2 separate regions of the Homo sapiens genome follow, and region 1 is linked to region 2. The links are chromatin contacts, found by Hi-C or POLR2A ChIA-PET in ENCODE. All regions are on one chromosome and are shown on one strand. The core of a region is the stretch at or near the end of the contact, and the rest is flanking DNA. Distances in the headings are between cores, read along the strand shown.

What was found. A loop is a pair of places that touch in the nucleus more often than their neighbours do. ChIA-PET counts read pairs that join two places held with the same protein, here RNA polymerase II (POLR2A). Pooled maps may share reads with other maps.
Region 1: a map with no recorded cell type shows a loop between it and region 2 (6-fold over the local background). The contact joins the enhancer-like site here to the promoter of TUBGCP5 in region 2. A Hi-C loop is called at or near these places in 1 of 37 single-sample maps with no recorded cell type and 2 of 50 pooled maps. POLR2A ChIA-PET finds 5 or more read pairs at or near these places in 1 of 52 experiments (Panc1).

The regions. Positions count from the first base shown.
Region 1 is chr15:25,342,486-25,348,389 of GRCh38, reverse strand. All of the region lies in intron 11 of UBE3A (ubiquitin protein ligase E3A), which reads left to right. All of the region lies in intron 146 of SNHG14 (small nucleolar RNA host gene 14), which reads right to left. Among named protein-coding and RNA genes, the nearest start is that of SNORD109B, 67 kb to the right of the region's middle. Within about 2 kb of position 2,294, at least 5 of the 41 ENCODE cell types and tissues checked have a DNase peak (open chromatin) inside an H3K27ac peak, as active enhancers do.
Region 2 is chr15:23,035,902-23,041,854 of GRCh38, reverse strand. It overlaps TUBGCP5 (tubulin gamma complex component 5), which reads left to right and starts at 2,286. Exons shown (of 23, transcript NM_052903.6): 1 at 2,286-2,457; 2 at 4,703-4,756; 3 at 4,850-4,958. The coding sequence starts at 2,312.

The DNA of each region.
Region 1 (5,904 bases), core at 1,045-3,544, 2.3 Mb before region 2:
ACAAAAAGTTTGTATTTCTCTGGGATTAAAAACCAAGAGTCCATTTGGTTTTTTACTGTTGAGTTTTAAGGGTTCCTTATGTATTTTCTAGGTATGTTCTTCCTTCATTGAATTGTTTTTTTCACATACGTTAAAAATCACTTGAGAATATTTATATAGGTCTGCTTCTGAGATTTATCTGTTTATCAGGTTTTGTTTCATTTATTTTGAGGCTCTATCATTTGGTTCATACCCATTTAGAATTACTATGTCTTGGTGATTGGTCCTTTATCATTATATAAGTTTTTTCTGTTTTGCGATTTTCTTTGCTCTGAATCTGATATGAGTGTAACCATTTGTTTTTTTTTAAATTAATGTTTGCATGATCTGTCTTTTACTATCATTTTACTTTCATCCTGTGTTGCTGAATTTGAAACGAATCTCTTGTAAACAGCATATAGTTGTCATTTTAATAAAAACTGTTAGTCTCTGCCTTTTAATTTTTTTATTTAGACCATTTATATTTAAGGTAATTATTGATATGTTAGGGAGAGGTCTGCCATTTTATTATTTGTTTTCTGTTTCTGTCTTCTGTTTATGGTTATTTATTTATTGCCTTCCATGATTACTTGAACATTTTTTAAGATTTTTAAGACCCTTGATTTATTTAGTGTTTGGGTTTTGTTTTGTTTGTTTGTTTGTTTTTGTTTCGAGACACAGTCTCGCTCTGTTGCCCAGGCTGGAGTGCAGTGGCACAATCTCAGCTCACTGCAACATCGGCTTCCCAGGTTCAAGCAATCCTCCCGCCTCAGCCTCCTGGGTAGCTGGGACTACAGGCACATGCCACCACACCTGGCTAATTTTTGTATTTTTATTAGAGATGAGGTTTCACCATATTGGCCAGGCTGGTCTCGAACTCTTGACCTTGTGATCTGTCCACCTCAGCCTCCCAAAGTGCTGGAATTACAGGCATGAGCCACCATGCCTGGCCTTCTATGTGTTTTTTATAGTTGTTTTCACGGTCATTGTGGGTATCACATTATAGATAATGTGACTTACCACCATTCACTGCCATCAATACCATTACATGGAATGAGATATGGAAACCTTAATTTCAGTTGGGTCTCTTTCCCCACTTTTAAATAGTATTGTTTTGAGGATTAATGCTATTACAGTTTTTGTATCAGTTATCCAATATGACTTATAGAACTTATCAAGGGAGTGATGCTCTGTTGTATGTACCCATGTTTCTGCTATTTCCATTATTTTTTCCAAGATTCCATCTTTTATTACTTCCATTAGCCAGTCTTCAAAGGCAGTTCTGCTAGTGAGAAATTCTTTTTGTTTTTCTCTTTCTGAAGATGACTTTATTTTCCCTTTATTCCCAAAGAATAGTTTTATTTGTGCTATTTGGGGTTCGCTCAGCTTCTTGAAGCTGTAAGTTTGTGTCTTTTGCCAAACATGGAAAATTTTCAACCATTATTTCTTCAGGTGTTCTTTCAGCGTCACTCTTTTCTCCATTCTAGGCCTCTAATGATACAAATGTTGAGTCATTTGTTACTGTTCCACATGGACCTGAGGCATGGTTCATTTTTCAGTCTATTTTCTCTCTTTTGTTCAGATTTCTCTCCTTTGTCATCTTCACTCTACTGTTGAGCCCATCTAATGATTATTTTTCTCCTATTGTATTTTTTAGGTCTATAATTTCCATTTGCTTTTTTTTCCTTGTATCTTGTTTCCTTGCTGAGATTTTCTATTGTTTCGTTTTTGAAACAGTAGAACTTGTAATTGCTTGTCAAATCATTTCTCTGATGGCAGCATTAAGATCCTTGCCAGATAATTTCAGCATCTTACTCATCCCAGTGTTGGCGTTTTCTTTCCTTCATGTAATTTTCCTGGTTCTTGGTATGACAGATAATTTTTGGATTGTGTCTCGGACATTTTAGTTATTATATCAGGAGACTCTGTACTTTTTAAAAATTTTAACTTCAGTAGTAACCTGTTAAGGTATAGCATGTAGGTACTAGCATATATTTGTGAGCTGTGGTTCCAGTGACCATTTTTCAGAGGCTTTATGGTGCTGTTTTGGTTTGTTGCTTTTATCTCAGTCCACTGGGGCTCGCACTGGTTCCTAGTAGTGCTGCTTGAGGGGCCTTCTCCAGGCTGAGCTGCGCAGAGTGTGTTTGGGTGAGGGAAGAGGACCCCCACTAGATTTTCGTGGGCTGGAGAGTGCTTCCTGAGCCTTGTGCCTGTTGTGGCAGGCTCCCCCTTGCTGGTGTTCCTGGCAGTGCTCCTGACCACATTGTGTCCCTGGGCTGTGGAACACTTGCAGGAAAGGTGAACACTGCCAGGACCAATTATAGCAGAATTCCTCCTGCCAGTACACAGCAGCACTGTGGCTCTGGACCAGCAAGGAGAGTCTCAAGCATGGGTTTGTTTCTTTTTGATTTTAAGATTTTTCTTCTGCCTTCAGGTTCTGGTATTATTGTTCTGTTTTATTCACCTTTATGTTTCTTCTAGTTTAGTTTTAGTTTCTTTGTATTTGATGGGATTTTTTTCCTTGCATTTCTAATTACTCCTTAGTTGTGTCATGTCTTCCTTTTTTTCAGTTACCCTCATTCAGAAATTTCCCATTTCTAATGATTTGTTATTTTTTAAATTCTTTTTAGCTCAGTTTGAAATTTGTTTACAGTTTTCATGTTTTATTTGCATATTGTTTCATGTACTTTGATTTTCTGTAGGGACACCATTCTCATGTATATGCACATACTTTTTCTCTAATAATTACACTGTTTCACTCTGTTCTGTTATTTATTTATTTGTGTGTGTGTGTGTGTGTGTGTGAGTGAAATGAGTTTCTCATACTTGGACGAGGGAGAGATGGGCCAGGATAACTTTTTTCGCTTTTTAGGGACGAGGAGAAGTCTGTGTTTTTGTAAAATGGTCAAAAATATGCCCTTGTGCTTTCTGAAACTGCCTTCTTTACTCCTCTATCCCACACATATATTTGAACTTTTTTTTGGTTTTTATTACTGACCTGGTCCATTCGGAAGTTATTCCCAGAAGTTTTTCCTCGGTACAAGGTTTGTTTCTGGTGGGGGTTTGGTATTCGGGTGTTTTAAGGGCCCAGAGCTTACTACATCATGATCCCTTTGTAATCATCTGCAAATTAGATCCTGTAGAACTTTTTAAAACTTTAAGCCCTGTTTTCAGATTGGCCTGTGCTTTCCAGTGGGTTGGCAGTGTTCTCAGGGCTGTCAGAAACCCAGTCAGTTACCTTGCATCTGCTTCCTTACTAACCAGTCTTGTAGTTGTCAGAGCTTTGTTTCTGTCCAATTATATGCAATGGTTCATGGTTTTGTTGTAGATAATGTCTCTGGGTCTTTGGTTTTCTCATTCAGTTTGCTGTTTTTGTAGGGGAGGTTGGGAGGGAATAAAACAAAAAATAATAATAATAATAACTATGTCGTTGCCATCATCATCTTTCCAGAACCTGCTACCTGCCCTTCACCTGATTTTCGTATTTATCAGTATCATTACCTTAATCTGTTATCTCATTGGGGATTGCAAAATGGCTGTTTGGGGAAAAAAAATTTCCATCTGCTTGTCCTACATATATACCTGGCATTCTTTTTTCTCATCATTGGGTGCCATTTGATTACCTTGAAAAACAGTTCTACAGAAAAGGCATGATAAAATAGATTTAAGGTTTTTAGAGTAAGGAGTTAATGTAATAATTTTAATAGTGACAATTTAATTTTGTTTTTTGGTTGGTTTTTGCTGCCTTTTTGAATATTACGAACTAATGAATGTTTTTGTATTTAATACGTTTCACAGTCATTACTCTAAATGATATTCAAATTGCTTAGCTATCGTGTGCTTTTAAAATGACCCTATTAGATTTTGAGATTTCTAACTAATCTCGAACATTCATTCTCAGGCCTGGAATAAGTTATTTTTCCAATAAATTGTTGGAGAATGGCATTTAGAAGTCAGATTTTAGATGCAAAGTATGGCCTTTGCTTTTGAACGTTACTGCTTGTAGGCCTTATCAGAGGACAGAACTAGGAAAATAATCTTCCTAGTGTATCCTGAGAATCATCCCACATTATTGCAGAGGTGTTTTCCATTTTGTTTTGTATGACTGAATACTGCTCCTTTGTGTGGATGCAGCATAGCTTATCAATATTTATGGGCATCGAGGTTATTTTTAACCTTTTGCTGTTAGTACTAATGTCACAGTGAATCCTCTTAATGTTCATGCATTATTCCGTACATATGTAAAGTATCATTAAGATAAATTGTTAGAAGTGGGATTGTTGCATCAAATGGTAGATGCATGTGTAATTTTGCTAGATACTGCCAAATCCTCCTTCACAGAAAAATAACATTTTGCATTCCCACCAGCAGTTTACAACAGTATCTCTTTTCTTAAAACTTTCCAAACAGAATGTGTTGTTAAATGTGGATGTTTACTTATTTGCCAATTGAGAAATGGTATTTTACTATAGTTACAATTTTTGAGCTTACCTCAATTATGAATGATAATGGACATTTTTTCTTGTAGAGCTGTTTATAGTTTTATATAGTCTTTTGCTCATTTTGCTGCTCAGCTGGTCGTTTTCTTCACTTTTAGAAACTTTATATGTTAAGGAGATTAGTCCTTTAACGCTGGTAAATTCGCAAATATTTTTTCCCAGTTTGTCATTTGTCTTTTAACCTTGCTTATAGGATTTTTTTGCCAAATGAAAGGTTTTATGTTTATGTAGTTAGCTATTAATCTTTTTCGTTATTATGCTTTGATATGCATTTCTTTAGTTATGTTTATTTTATTCATTTTCTTTGTTTTTTAATTTTCTAGAGTCTGTCCTCAGTAGAAATTTTAGTCATACTGCTTCTTCTTTGGTCACCTTATAATAAAATTAGCCTTTATTTCCAAAGTTACCTTGCATATTTCTTCAGTATTTTTTAGTATTCTTATTTTTATTTAAGATGTGCTCATTTCTTTCTGAATTTGTATTTCTCATCACTGGTGGTCTGTCTTGTCTGCTGCTGCATTCTCCTTTTGTGTTGGAATGTGGTGTTACTAGTTTCCCATTGTTTATGACTGAATTTTTCTGGTCTACTTTTGTCTACCGGAAAGTTTTGCTTCTCATTCGCCAGACTCTTCCCATAATAACTTTATTTAGACTTCCGAATTCTGTTTTTCTTGTTTATGTTTCTATAACAGATGTTACTTTTTTCTGGACCTGTTATTACTAGACCTCATGGTGGAGCAGGGAGGAATTGTGTGGCTTTAGGGGTCTTGGTTGAAGGGATCCCTCTTCTGTTGCTTTAGTAAGGGCAGAATCACCACTTTCTGATTTTTCAGCTCCATGTAGCTTAATGAAGACTCTTTTTCATTAGCTGCTTCCACCCCTTTACAGCCGCTTAAGGGACACTTCTGCTTTTGAAGGTACCCCCCTTCCTTTCATGCATGGTGCCTTCCTGAGCCTGCCATTGCTGGACCCAAGTACTTTTCTGTAGTCCTTCCTTTAACCACCCTGTTGCCAGTGCTCTAACCTACACTCAGTAGTGCTCTGTTGAGGGGCAGGTGGTGGAGGGGGTGGGGTCTGGCCTTGGGTGATCCCTAATCAGTATGATTCCGCACAAGCCACTCTTCGATGTAGCTCCTGCTGGACCCTGCTCATTTCCCCACTTCTTTGGTATTTGGAGTTTATTGTTCTGTCTCCTAGTTTTACTCTAGACCTAAGTCATAGGTTTTTTTTTTATTTTCCCCTTTTTGATCCGGGTAGATTTTTAGAGATGTGAGTAGGATGTGATCGATACAGCCACCACTTTTATGTGGAAACCTGGAAGCTTCTTCGTGTTTTCTTCAGCTTTCTAAATATATGCATTCTTGTTTAATTCAAAATGTTAATGTAA
Region 2 (5,953 bases), core at 1,037-3,536:
TGGCCCACCAGGACCTCCTGCCAGCTGGGGTTATGATGGCCCCACAGCACCTCTGTCGAGGTAGGATTATGATACCCCCCAGCACCTCTGGCCAGGTGGGGTTATAATACCCCCCCACAGCACCTCTGGCCAGGTGAGGTTATGATGTCCCCCCAGCACCTCTGGCCAGGTGTGGTTATGAAGTCCTCCTGGCACCTCTGGCCAGGTGTGGTTATGAAGTCCCCCCAGCACCTCTGGCCAGGTGGGGTTATGAAATCTCCCCCAGCACCTATGGCCAGCTGTGGTTATGAAATCCCCCCCAGCACCTCTGGCCAGGTGACATTTATGAAGTCACCACCAGCACCTCTGGCCAGGTGGGGTTATGAAGTTCCCCCCGCCCCCCAGCACCTCCGGCCAGGTGGGGTTATGATGTCCCCCCAGCATCTCTGGCCAGGTGGGATTATGATATCCCCCTAGCACCTCTGGCCAGGTGAGGTTAAGATGTCCCCCCAGCACCTCTGGCCAGGTTGGGTTATGAAATCCCCCCAGCACCTCTGGCCAGGTGACATTTATGAAGTCACCCCCAGCACCTCTGGCCGGGTGGGGTTATGAAGTTCCCCCCGCTCCCCAGCACCTCCGGCCAGCTGGGGTTATGATGGCCCCACAGCACCTCTGGCCAAGTGGGGTTATGATGTCCCCCCAGCATCTCTGGCCAGGTGGGATTATGATACCCCCCAGCACCTCTGGCCAGGTGAGGTTATGATGTCCCCCCAGCACCTCTGGCCAGGTGGGGTTATGAAATCCCCCCCAGCACCTCTGGCCAGGTGACATTTATGAAGTCACCCCCAGCACCTCTGGCCAGGTGGGGTTAAGAAGTTCCCCCCGCCCCCCAGCACCTCCGGCCAGCTGGGGTTATGATGGCCCCACAACACCTCTGGCCAGGTGGGGTTATGATGTCCCCCCAGCATCTCTGGCCAGGTCAGATTATGATACCCCCCAGCACCTCTGGCCAGGTGAGGTTATGATGTCCCCCCAGCACCCCTGGTCAGGTGGGGTTATGAAATCCCCCCCAGCACCTCTGGCCAGGTGACATTTATGAAGTCACCCCCAGCACCTCTGGCCAGGTGGGGTTACGAAGTTCCCCCCGCCCCCCAGCACCTCCGGCCAGGTGGGGTTATGATGGCCCCACAGCACCTCTGGCCAGGTGGGGTTATGATGGCCCCCCAGCATCTCTGGCCAGGTGGGATTATGATACCCCCTAGCACCTCTGGCCAGGTGAGGTTATGATGTCCCCCCAGCACCTCTGGCCAGGTGGGGTTATGAAGTTCCCCCCGCCCCCCGGCACCTCCGGCCAGCTGGGGTTATGATGTCCCCCCAGAATCTCTGGCCAGGTGGGATTATGATATCCCCCTAGCACCTCTGGCCAGGTGAGGTTAAGATGTCCCCCCAGCACCTCTGGCCAGGTTGGGTTATGATGGCCCCACAGCACCTCTGGCCAGGTGGGATTATGATACCCCCTAGCACCTCTGAGCAGGTGAGGTTATGATGTCCCCCCAGCACCTCTGTCCAGGTGTGGTTATGAAGTCCTCCCGGCACCTCTGGCTAGGTGTGGTTATGAAGTCCCCCCAGCACCTCTGGCTAGGTGGGGTTATGAAATCTCCCCCACCACCTCTGGCCAGGTGACATTTATGAAGTTCCCCCCCTCAGCACCTCTGGCCAGGTGGGGTCATGAAGTCCCCCAAGCCGCCCCTGAGGAACAGGCGAGGCAAGGGCCAGCAGGCACTACTAGCGGGTCGGGACAGCTGCTTCGCTGATGCTGGTTGTGTAGCATGGATGTGTGTAGCGTGACTGTGTTGTGTGGATGGGGCACGGAAATCCGCAGAGACCATCACTGGAGGGAGAAGCTGCAGGGCCGGGAGGGTTCAGCAGGTAAGCAGTTCAGGGTTCCTGGAAAGGCGGGTCCCAATGCATTTGCTGACCGGGCACCTAACGGGCTGCTCTCAAAATCACTGACTGTCACCGAGGCCGGCCAGAGACCCTTATGTATCTGATTCACGATGACACCAGCTAACTCTGAGTACAGTAGAAAACGTACCGTCGGGCAACCAGAAAATGCGCACTCCAGTCCCCACCACGGGACAGCGCCAGGCAGTACCCTCCACAGCCGGAGCTCGAACTGTCGCGAGAATAGCGGTCGGCTTGGAAGTCGCCCGGCGCGGGAGCGCGAACTCTCGCGAGAATGCCGCCAGCTCCGGAGGCGACTGCGGCAGGAGCCCGAGCTCTCGCGCGACAGGCACCAATTCGTTAGACGCGCGCTGCAGGAGCGCGGAACATGGCGCGGCACGGGCCACCGTGGAGTCGGTTGGACGCGCAGCAGGAGCGCGACGTGCGGGAGCTCGTCCGGGGTGTCGCCGGCCTCCAGGACGAGGCAGACCCCAACTTCCAGCTCGCCCTAAACTTCGCCTGGTCCAACTTCAGGTGTGGGGCACGGCGCGCGGGCGGGTTCCCGGCCACAGCCCGGAGCCCGCGCGTGGGTCCCGCACAGCCCGGGGTCGGGGCGCGCTGGGGCAGGGCATGGGGCGGAGGCGGGCGCGGCCTCAGGGAGCCTTCGCAGGCCCTGCCACCGCCTGCTCCCCGCCGGCCAGCGCTCTCGGCGCGGTGCCCTGCGCACCACAGGGCGTGTTACCCGGGACGCGTCCTGATCGTCACGGGGAAAGCGTGAACTGGGTTTCTTGCCGGCCGGCGCGCGCGCCTGCAACCCCAGCGCTCTGGGAGGCCCAGGCGGGACTCCAGGCCAGCTTGGGCAACGTAGCAACTCCATGTTTATAATTTTTTTTTTTTTTAAATTAAAGAGATTGTATTCTCACTGACTCCTGCTCCCTGGTCAGCCCAGTGTAAGATCTCTCACCCTGCTCTCCTTTTTCCAAAACGCGTGTCATGACACTGATTTAACCTGTCATTACTGTCTCCTCCACTTCCACTCCAGCTAGAATGCTGCATCTCTGCACAGCTCCTGGCACGTAGCACGCTGAGTCACCTAATACAATTTCTAATGCAGTTTCTCTTGTAACTAATTTTTAAAGACTTACAGAATTTAGATATTTACGTAAAGTGAGATCTCCTATTTTTCTTTATGGGAGATGTAAATTAATACTTTTAGAGTCATTACCCATAATGAAATTATTACTAAAAAAATGTTAATGTTAATATTCTACCTGTTTAATTTCAGTAAAAATCTTCTTGAATAATGAACAGTTTTTCAAAATCCGTAATCTTAGTTACCTTAATGATCATAGCCATAAAGTGTCTAGTTGGCTTATAATAGGAATACGGGGCTTTCAGATTCTTTTAAACCATGCCAAGTTTCTGAAGTAATAAACTGAATTCTTAAGTGTAACTTATAAAAATAAACAATGTGTGAAATAGGTTATACAATACAGAAACTTAAATGCTGAAATCCAAGTTATTTTTCTACTAATATTTCTAAATGACAGTAGGCAGATTGTCATCATTTTAGAGCTGGGAGAGACGTTGGAGGTTACTATTTTCATTCACAGATTTCAGGAACTAAATTATAATAGGTAAAGTGGTGTTCCATTCACCCATTTACTGGCCTAGAATCATGTGTTTTTCAGTAGTGTAATTTTATTTAAGTACAGATTGCTCGCTTTGATACTAAAAAATGGAAAACATTTTTTGCATAGGCTATGCTATGTACATATACATTAGTTGCATAGGCTGTGCTGTAATTTTATGATGCTTTAAACCATCAGAAAAATGAATAGTTCATGTTTACATTCTTGAAAATTGTGGACTGGGCGCGGTGGCTCACGCCTGTAATCCCAGCACTTTAGGAGGCCGAGGTGGGTGGATCACGAGGTCAGGAGATCGAGACTATCCTGGCTAACACGGTGAAACCCGGTCTCTACTAAAAGTACAAAAAATTAGCCGGGCGTGGTGGCAGGCGCCTGTAGTCCCAGCTACTTGGGAGGCTGAGGCAGGAGAATGGCGCGAACCCAGGAGGCGGAGCTTGCACTGAGCAAGCTCACTTTTCTCTAACTGAAAAGTAGCATCTCCTTCTATTATGAATGAAGGCAGCAAACCATAGCAGTATTAGCCTACCTATGACTTTATCACCAGTAGAAATCGCATACTGTTTTCACATCAGAGTTGTAGATATTTGTAAATGTTGTTTACTGTTACTTTAATGGTAGTTAATTGGACCTACTGCTAAATCTTGTTATTTAATACTTTCATAAATAACATTTCTTGCCATATCTTAAACTTCTTTAAATATTTGACAACTGTATCTCAGTATAATGGGATTCCTTTGTATTTATTTTTTGGCTTTAAAAATGTTATTCAGAGAAGGGGTCCTTAGGCTTCACCGGGCCTCACTATGGCATAAAAAGGTTGGGACCACCTGATGTAGAATGTGTTCAGCTGGACTTAGGTACAGGGGCTTATGGGAAGACAGAGGAGCCAGAGGACAAGGTTGGGAGGGTCAGGAAGAACCTGTGTGCTGGAGAAAGGATGCTTGCACAGTCTCGGACACGGTGATTATTTGCCTGCCTGATGGTGGAGGTAACGGAGGACAAGGTACACTCCATTCTGGAAATGTGTAGCTGAGTACAGAGCATATGGGGGATATGGAGGGCCATGAGATGAGTTCACTTACCTGTGTGACAGAGTTGGCATAAGAATTGCATTTTGTCTTTAATAGATTTCATCGTTTCTTGGATGTCAACAGCCACAAAATAGAAAAAACAATCGAAGGGTAAGTCAGTGTGTATATATACGCATCCAGAAATATATGTATTTTCTTATAGATCTTTTTAAGATAGCTTTATAATCTTTTCTTATATTTTAGAATTTATGAAAAATTTGTCATTCATTCTGATCTAAGCAAAGCTGCTAGTTGGAAGAGATTAACGGAGGAATTTCTAAATGCACCACTTCCCAGTATAAAGGAAATAAAGGTATGCCTTCAATTATGAGATCTCCACTGTGTATTTTACTGTTTCCTATCTGATTATCGTCAATTTGTTTCAGTTACTGTTTAAACATTCTATTTTAGTATTATCTACTGGCTAACGGGATCTCTTGGAAATTTACTTAAATATTGCCATCAAACCAGATATGCCTCAGTTTGTGATGAAAGAAAGAGCTTGTTTTTAATCATTTTTTCACCTCAGTCCTACTAAGGAAAGAGAGATCAGAGATTGATACAAATAGTAGCATTGTTTGGGTATCTCAAAACTTTCAAATGGTTTCTCAGCACTTGGCAGTGACTGTCTGTAGATGCTTACTAGATGCCTGGTATACTTTCATATTGTTTGGGGGATTCCCCAAGACCACCTTTTGGCATAATGATTTGCTCAAAGGATTCACAGAACTTAAAAAAAAAAAGCTGTTATCCTCACTGTTAATAGTTTATTACAGTGAAAGGATACAGATTAAAATCACCAAAGGGAAAAGGTGCTTAGAGCAAAGTCTAGGAGAAGCTAGGCACGCATGTCCAAATGTTCCTTCCTAGTGGAGTCACCTGGGGATGCAGTTAATTCTCTCAGTAACAGTATATGACAACATGTGCAAAGTATTACCCTCCACTCCCCCCAGGGCCACTCGGCTGAGCCTTGGTGACCAGCATTTTTATTGGGGGTGGGTCACATAAGCAAGCAGAGCCCACATGGCTGACCTTAGCTGCTGAGTCTGTAGCCCCCTAGAGGTCAAACCAAGGATGGCAAGCGTATGGAAACAGCTGTGGGTTCCCTGAACACGGTGGGACCACATTCCCTAGCTCTGCTGTGACACATCTTGTGCCTACATAGTTCTTTCCCTTTCTCCTGCCTGAGGAAGCTCACGTTTTAATATTAAACTCAGGCACTGTCTCCACACATGCTATGTATTTCAATTCTTTATAGTTCCTTTCTTGTCTCCCCCTTTAAAAGGCACATTTTACAGGCATAGGGCT